Linked DNA regions of Homo sapiens: region 2 is linked to region 1. The links are chromatin contacts, found by Hi-C or POLR2A ChIA-PET in ENCODE. All regions are on one chromosome and are shown on one strand. The core of a region is the stretch at or near the end of the contact, and the rest is flanking DNA. Distances in the headings are between cores, read along the strand shown.

The links. Hi-C counts contacts between places; a loop is a spot of excess contacts on that map. ChIA-PET counts read pairs that join two places held with the same protein, here RNA polymerase II (POLR2A). Pooled maps may share reads with other maps.
Region 2: a map with no recorded cell type shows a loop between it and region 1 (5-fold over the local background). The contact joins two enhancer-like sites. A Hi-C loop is called at or near these places in 1 of 168 maps with a recorded cell type or tissue (Calu3), 3 of 37 single-sample maps with no recorded cell type and 8 of 50 pooled maps. POLR2A ChIA-PET finds 5 or more read pairs at or near these places in 1 of 52 experiments (GM12878).

What each region holds. Positions count from the first base shown.
Region 1 is chr2:196,098,578-196,103,225 of GRCh38, reverse strand. No RefSeq gene overlaps it. Among named protein-coding and RNA genes, the nearest start is that of DNAH7, 32 kb to the right of the region's middle. RefSeq lists enhancers at 1,634-1,733, 2,004-2,153, 2,174-2,263. Within about 2 kb of position 1,830, at least 5 of the 41 ENCODE cell types and tissues checked have a DNase peak (open chromatin) inside an H3K27ac peak, as active enhancers do.
Region 2 is chr2:196,290,531-196,294,911 of GRCh38, reverse strand. It overlaps HECW2 (HECT, C2 and WW domain containing E3 ubiquitin protein ligase 2), which reads left to right. Exons shown (of 29, transcript NM_001348768.2): 14 at 2,162-2,347. Among named protein-coding and RNA genes, the nearest start is that of HECW2-AS1, 33 kb to the right of the region's middle. Within about 2 kb of position 2,516, at least 10 of the 41 ENCODE cell types and tissues checked have a DNase peak (open chromatin) inside an H3K27ac peak, as active enhancers do.

The sequences.
Region 1 (4,648 bases), core at 581-3,080:
CAGTGGTCATTCATTATTCAGTCTATCACACCAGGTGAACTAAACCAACCCTAGAGACAAATTCTGGATGAGAGCTGCAGTCACAGCCAGCTCACCCATGTAGTTAGCGGGAGTACATGGGGCTTCGGAAAAAGGCTTTTCTTCCTAATAAAAGAAAGCTTGATATGACTGAGCTGCTAAATCAATCCACCCTGCAACCCTAATTTTGGACTTCTTGTATAGAGAGATGATAAATTCCTTATTGTTTAAACTCCATTTGATATAGTGAAAATTGCACCAAAAATCATCCTAACTGGTCTTCAGGGGTAGGAACCTGAATTTACTTTCGATTTCTGGAAGAGTATTATAAGCCACAAACTATCAACTCCTATATACGTTGAAAAAATAAGCATTAATGGTAAACTGTAGGTATTGAGGAAATTGTGTTCATGCAAAGGGAATGAACATGATGAAGAGGGCTTGGTAAACTGTAATTATGATCTCCTCTATATTACTTTACTACTAGCCAGCCATGCCAGAGTGTCTGCCATCATCTTTCTCTTTGCAAGTGAGTATCTTTGTTCCTAGTTGGTATCCCTAATTTAGCCCCAAGTGATCAATCCTTCTTGCCTCCTCATCTCTATAACAACACTTGATAATTAAATTGTGTCTTTTCTATGTGCCAGGCACTGCTTTAAGAGCTTTGCCTGGGTTAAATTAATCATCAGGATGAGACTTTGAAATTGTTACTACTGATATTCCCATTTTACAGGTGAGCAAATTCAACTGCAATTTCCTCAATAACCCCAGTTTACCATGAATGCTTATTTTCTCAGCTTGTATAGGAGTTGACAGTCTGTGGCTCATAACAGTCTTCCAGAAGTTGAAATAAATTCAGGTTCCTACCCGTGAGGACCAGTTAGGATGCTTTTTGGTGAAATTTTCACTATATCCAATGGGGTTTAAACAATAAAGAATTTATTATCTCTCCAAACAAGAAGTCCAAAATTAGGGTTGCAGGGTGGATTGATTTAGCAGCTCAGTCATACCAAGATTTCTTTTACTAGGAAGAAAATACTTTTTCCAAACCCCTAAGCAGTGTTTCTTTTTTTGGCATGATCCCTACGCCATTCACAGGCAAAGGGGAATGGATGATCCATGACTCCTCTCTGAGACTGAGCCTAACTACCATGAGCATATTGTTGCCTGATCCCTGAACAAAGCCTGGGGTCTATTAGCAAAAGGAAAAGTGAGGGAACCAAAGGAGCCTTACTCTCCAGGACATCTGCACGCCACCAGAGTGCAGAATGTAAGCTGTCTTGCATGCGTATGAAAAACATAACTCTAACACTGACCCCAAGGTCTCTCCTGCTGTGCATAACTAATAGGCCCTGTGACTGCTTACTGCTGTGATGCAGAACAGACTTCACAGGTGCTCCTCGGCTGGGACTGGTGTGGCAGCGTGGGAGGCAGGGGCATACTGTCACTATGACTGAGCAGAGTATTATTGGAAATGGTGTTTGACTCCCTTCTTATTGGTGCAACTCAAAAGGGCAATGTAGTAAACAGTTCCAGACAAATTTGAAGACAAGATGTTTTTCATAAGGAAGGAAAAAATTCTCACAACAAGCCAAATGTGCATCTTTTCAGATAGGAGCCCTTCATATTCACTGGAATTTCTTAAAAAGTAACTTTCCACATATTTCCCCCAAAATAACCTATTTCACTAAGAGTAAAGCACGTGGCACCTAATTTATCTTCCCTGAACAGAGTAGAGCTGAGTCACTGACACAGAACTGAAACCTTCGCACCCAAGCAGGCTCAAGGGACTGAGCCAGAACTGATTCTCAGATAGCTCAACCCTCCCTCCCTCTCCCACAATAAAGGTTCATATCAAAATCACACTCTGAACATCTGACTCATATCTTGTGATTATTGAACATACTCCTCCTGTACCAATGTTCCTGTGGACATTTGACCATTTCCATGTTCATTTCTTAGGGAAAACAGGATTGTTTAGCTGGAGGTTGAATCAAATAGATATACATATTGAAACCAAGTGTCCTCTCTTGCTGTCTGAACATCCAAACAAAGCTAGGAGCAGCCCCCTTACCATTAATCAAGGACCAGATAAACAGCTATCTGCTGAAGAGGACTTCTGCAGCAATGGCTTAGCCCTCACCTCTGGCACAAGGAAGGATGGATGGGTGGGCTGCAATTAGTTGGCATGTTCAAAATAAGAGACAAGTGGCAGGGAACACCTCTTGGTTTGACTTCAGCTTGCATCACTGTGGCTCTTGACTGCCATTTCTACTTTTCCTGTGTAGATCGAAAGCTCTAATCCTTACCCCTAGTAAGTGCAATAGTGCCCTTTGTACAGTTGGAGACCTCCACCTCCTAGTTTGAGCCAGAATGTGTTCTGTGCGTAAATACATTACATGGAGTCCAAGAGATTTCTTTCTTTCTTAATTTACACATAATAATTGTACATATTCATGGGGTATGTAAGGATGTTTTGATACATATAATGTATGATGATTAGATCAGGGTAATTAGCATATCCATTATCTCAAACATTTATCATTTCTTTGTGTTGGGAACATTCAATATCCTTCCTTCTAGCTATTTGAAACTACATATTGTTAACTGTAGTAGTCCTACAGTGGTATAGAACACTAGAAACGTATTCCTCCTCCCTTGCTCTGATTCTGTAACCCTTAACAAATCTCTCCCTAAAGGTTTCTGTTAACTCCTAATAAATGATCGCGTGGGTTGGCAGAGTCAAGAATGAGGTTAAATGGAGAATTCTTGGCCTGAGGACTATGAATTCCTTTTTTTTTTTTTTTTTTTTTTTTGGCCCATTTGGTTCCACGTGTGCCTCCAGATCTCTGGTGCTGTGGAGCAGTGACTGTGCTGTGTGCTGCACACCTCACTCTCTTGCCGCTTTCCCTGGTCTCCATCAGGACTTTACCAAAACACTCAAGTGCTGTGGCATCTGAGAATGTCCCTCTATGCACTGTCTGTCCATATAGTGAGATAAGGGAGGTGCTGGAAACAATTGTTCTCTTCCTCTATGATTCCTGCAAGTATTGTTTTGCAATTGTGCTGCCCGCCTTGAAAATCACATGGTGCCCCACTGGCAGCTTTATGATCATTTCTCTAAATGAAAGTGAGAGGTTATCGAATTTGTCTAGTTTAGTGTGAGTCACTTATATGCCTGGGAAATGAAGTCCTATCCTGTGTTATTGATACTGGAAGCTGCACAAAAGGAATGAGTCTCTGGAGTTTGGAACTCACCTCATGAATCTCACACCAACCAGTGCTGTCCTGGCTTTTCATTGGGATGGAATGAGAATCAAGTCCCCATGGTGGAGGTTATCGTGAAAACCCCAGATTTTAATAGAGAGGTAATTTGAGTACATAACATATTGAACTTGAATATTATGCACTTGAAGGAAAAATATTTCCTTTGTAGTGGGCAGCCTCTATTATGTTTTGGAGGAATTTTCCAGTAAATCATCTAACAGCTGCTTTACTGTATAGGCCTTGAAATTTTATCTGTTCATTGGTTACAGACACTTTTGCTTTTGGAAACTTCACATGCTTCTCTTTACCAGTAATATTTTGTTCCCAAAATATCGGCTCCTGGGGAGGATTTAATAAAGGCTGACCCAACAAGACATGTTTTTGAGCAAACCTTTTGGATGTCTTTGGCTAGGAACCATGTCCTATGTAAGTGTATTCTATGTAAGATTATTACTAAAAATCCAAAAAGCAACCTACAGATTTTGTGACAAAAAGAAAATGTTAACCATCTCTGAACATAAAGGCATTTTGCATCTGTGAATGTAGAAACAGTGATTATAGTGGGTGCTAGTAGAGGTATAGAATGTATGTGTGTGTTTTGGAGGAGTGGCAAGGAAGAAACAATGGGACAAGCATTGGCAAAAATATGGCTGGTGGAGATTCTTTCCTTCAGACTGCAGATTGAAGACACCCTTCACAGACAGGAGCCACTGAATAAACACCTCTGAAGAAGATAGAAAGAGAATAGCTTGCTAATGCCGTGCTAACTGAAGTGAGCCTGCAATTCTCAAAATATGATCCATTTGAGGGTTACCTGGAAGATGCTTATTCCAGAATAGAGGCATGATGTGTTGATTTTTGGAAGGGGCTCCTGGCCAACAGCAATTGAAAAACTGAAAAAAATGGAGGCTGAAAACTCACCAACCATGACTTCAGTTCATGGGGCACAGTCATTATCTATGCCCTTTAAGAAAGAAAGATTCCACATGGACAGTGTGTGAAGACAGTGGAGAGGGTGAAGGAAGAGCAGAAAGGTTTGCTCTAAGAGGCCCATCTGACACTGGTCACAGGTCAGTATAAGGCAGAAGAGAGGAGGGCAGGAGGCTTAGCTTGGAGTTGGTAAATGAAAGAGTTTTCAAGGAGATTTTCCAGTCATAAATTAGAGAGAACAAGAGCAGAAGAGGGGGCTATTTATGGAAATATTTGCAATAGGTGAATAGTTTGCAAATTATTGGGGAACCTGCATTTCTTTTTGTCTCATCTATTTATTTTAAGTCAGAATAATCCCTTATTTTAAAAATTATATGTATTGGCATATTAAAAGATTAATAAGTAAAATAGTTCTTTCCCTCTTAGGTTCTGT
Region 2 (4,381 bases), core at 1,267-3,766, 190 kb before region 1:
CAAATCTCAGTGGCTTAAGCTAACAAAGGATTACTTCTCATTCCAAGTCAGGTTATCAGGGTCCCTGTGGTCACTCAGGGACCCAGAGAGCCAGGCTGGGGAGCATCCCTGTTCAAACATTGCCACTTGCTGTGTCAAAGGGAAGAAAGCTCTAGAGGGACTCACATCAGCAATAAATGCTTTGACCTGGACATGACACATCTTGAGGGATCCTAGAAAGACTGGAGCAATGTTGACTGTCTTCACACTCATTCTTCTTTGATCCCTAATAACGAACACAGTACTGGGTACAGCAAAGACAATAAATGTTTATTAAAATGAAATCATTTCCAGAGACTCTAGAGTCCTTGGGGTTTGCCTTGGGCTGTCTTAGACTAAAATAGATAACAACCCATAAAGTTTAGACTAAAATAGATAACAGAACCCATACGATTTAGACTAAAATAGATAACAGAACCCATAAAGCTGGAAGAGGTCCAGACTCAGTCTAGTGTCCCTGAGACACTAAAGATAAAACGAATCCAAAGCCCTTTGAATCAGTCTGAGAAGAATAGAGTTCCAGGATGATCATTCACGGCCTGGTCAGTTTCATGAATATCATATTCCCTCTGATGATTCAAGGAAACAGCTGCCATACAGTTATTCCTCTTCTGCTGTTTTGTGCATGGTATTATGCAATAAATATTTATTGACTGACTCATATGTGGACAATCATGACATAGTCAGTTTGTGGAATCTTCTTTAAATATCATAGAAATGAAGACTGTAAGGTTTTGGACAAAACAATCACTTTTCTGTGTGGTGGTATAGTGGAGTTTTTTTAAACTTGCATTTCATTCATATACATCCAACCAAATATACACAGGGAAAAAGAGAAAAAAAGAAAAAAGAATGAGATGTACAGCCCAGGCACCTCAGCCTGCTATTCCATTCACCAAGCTTATATGCCTCTATGAAGGGTGAGATTCTAAAACCTCAGTCTATTGTGATCTCAGTTGAGTGTGATGGTCAGTGAGAGCAACTCATTCCATTGCATGTCCTTCTAGTATAGAAATGTATGGCAAGCATTTTTCCATGCAACTTGGCCCTTAAGTGTATACTAGTTGTGTCATCTGGCACTCACTCAGAGAGCCAATAACCTAGTCCAATACTGGGGGAGAAACTGGCTATGTCAGGGCTCTCTGTAAGGTGGCATATTCATCGCCAGTGTGGTATAATTTTGACTGTGTGTTTCTTTCCTAAAACCAGCTTCAGGATTTAATGGCCCATGTGCAGTGAGACTCCACAACATGTTTGTTCTTTAGTAAATTAGTTCAACCATTGTGGAAAACAGTGTGGAGATTCCTCAAAGATCTAGAACCAGAAATACCATTTGACCCAGCAATCCCATTACTAGGTATTTACCCAAAGGAATATAAATCATTCTATTACAAAGATACCTGCACATATATGTTCATTGCAGCATCATTCACAATAGCAAAGACATGGAATCAACCCAAATATCCATCAATGATAGACTGGATAAAGAAAATGTAGCATATATATACCATGGAATGCTATGCAGCCACGAAAAGGAATGAGATAATGTCCTTTGCAGGAACGTGGATGGAACTGGAAGCCATTATCCTCAGCAAACTAACACAGGAACAGAAAACCAAACACCACATGTTCTCACTTATAAGTGGGAGCTGAAAAATGACAACACATGGACACAGAGAGGGGAACAACACACACTGGGGCCTGTTTCAGAGTAGGACTGGGGGAGGGAGAGAATTAGGGAAAAATAGCTAATGCGTGCTGGGCTTAATACCTGGGTGATGGGTTGATAGGTACAGCAAACCACCATGGCACACGTTTACCTATTTAACAAACGTGCTCTTCTTGCACATGTACCCCAGAACTTCAAATACAAATAAAAGTTAAAAAAAGAGAACTAGACACCAGCTGTGGATACTGCCTTACCTTCTGTAGTCTTTATGTTTCATTTTGTTCAAGATATTTTGCTCTGTCTGCTGTTTCCATACATGGGTCTAGAGTTCTGTCAAAGCTTATATATGCATTTCATTACTTATTGGAAGATTAGCCATACCCATGTGTAGTATTTCTGGTGCTTCTGCATGTCACAAGTGGGTTAACATTGGTTCTCCATTCTTTTCTTTAGAGTGCCTACCGCATGTTTACAAACAACACGTGTTTGAAGCACATGATCACCAAAGTCCGGAGGGACACCCACCACTTTGAACGCTACCAGCATAACCGCGACCTTGTGGGATTCCTCAACATGTTCGCGAACAAACAGCTAGAGCTGCCGCGGGGATGGGAAATGAAACATGATCACCAGGGCAAGGTAACACGAGGGAGATGCCTCAGGGAGTGCCAAATGCCTGTGGGCTGCTTGTGGCTTCGACACTTGGCCCTACCCTTCAAGTGAGGGCCAAGGCTCTTTGTGAGGTGAAACATTCCACCTTCTGTTCAAGTGAAACCTGGACAGCAGGTTGTTTGTGACCACAAACAGTGACTGTGCCATTCTGAAGTCGTGGAGGGAGCGGAGGGAGGGCTGTGACGCTGGCAAAGCATTCACTTCTCCCTGGAAACTCTCCTACCTGTCATCTCTCTCTATGCTCTGCTGATTAGAGAAAAGGGTTCTCAGGCAGTGCTTCCTTATCCCTAGTGATACAGCTTGTGTTGTAGGTATTTGAATAAAAAGTTGTGGTATTATTTGGAGAAGGTGGCTAGGAGGTCACTAAGCAAGCAACTACATGAGGTGTGTCTTTGTGACACTGTCTGGGCTTGGGCTTCAGTCTTACTGGTTCAGAACTGTGATTTTGTTAGCACATTAACCAAAACTCACTGATTGATTAATTTATGACAAGAAATATGTAACTGTGCAACACAGGCCAGAATAGCTACATCCGTACTTCCTCTGTAGGTGGATGAACCAGAAAGCCTGGTTACAATCAGGAAGTCATTCTATGAGTAAGAAATCAGAATGAGAAAATTAGTGCTTGTTATAAGGTGACCCTCAGCTAAGATTTAATTTTTATTTAACTCTTATGTAGTACCTACTATGAGCCATGAACTGTTTAAGCTCTTAAGGTCCTCACCACAACTTTGATAAAGCAGTACTATTATTATTGCCATGTACAGATAAGCAGCTCCATGTGCAGAATGGTTCAGTGACTTGCCTGACATCACAGAGACAGGCAGTGGCTGAGCCACGCTGTAGGCCAGCCAGGCTGGTTCCAGGAACCATGCTCTTAACCATGACATTATGCTCTGCAAGTATTGAGTAACCAACCTCAGTTTCTCTGTCTATAAAAAGTCTGGGAATATGTGACTTGAAGGGTAGGGAAAATTAAAATGACATATTTAAAGTATTTAACAACCCTTGGAGTGTTTGTTCAACAAATATTTGTTGAGCGCCTAAGCAAAACAGGTAAGCCAACTACTTTGTAGAACTGTCATTCTCATGAATGCAGCATTCATGTCTCAGAGACAGGCAATAGACAAATAAATAAACATACTATTCTTTGTAGGCCAAGAGCTGATTAATGCTATGATGAAAAATAACGCAACAAATGAGGTCTAGTGAAAGACAGGAATGGAGAATGTTATTTCATAGAGGGTGGTTGGGGAGGATGTCACAGATAAGGCCATAGGTGAGCAGATACCTGAAAGAAGTAAGGAGTAAAGTATATCAACATTCAAGGCAAATGGAACACGTAAAGTACTCAGTAAATGCCATTTACCCCCCAAAGTTCCCTCTAGCAGAGGGAACTTTACCACAATAGCCTCTTACTTATCCTGAACTCAGCTTCCAGCAATATTACCTGAGAATCTATGAGTAGTCAAAATGGTTGTTACAAAATGCATGTATTTTAATGCATGGGAGAAGCCCTTAAACTCTCATTGAAACTACTGACTTGATTTCTGCAAGTGTTTTTAATAAACCTCTAATTCCCAGCCAAGAGAAGATTAGAAGTGGCAAGCATGAAGTTTAGGAGAGATGAAAGAGAATTGGGCTTGTGATTATGTCCCTGGACCACAGGTAAAATGACACTGAATTAGAGTCAGATGGGCGTGACAGAGAAGCCTTTCCAGAACACTGAGCTGGAAGCAGGGACACCAGGGGAAGATATGGCTTTGCTGGTACTATATTTGGTTCAACAGCCTGAGAGCCCAGTGCCTGTAAATATTCCATTGGATGGAAGGGCACAGATGGTCCAAGTAAGGACTTTGAAAAATACTGGTAGTATTATACCTGGGTATAAAAGAGTAGTAGCCCACCAAGAGTTCATCTGTTTTCAGCTCTGACAAGATTTTACCTGGAATCATGAATGAGGAGCTGTGTTCATTAGAGAATCAGAGGTCCAGGGAAAAC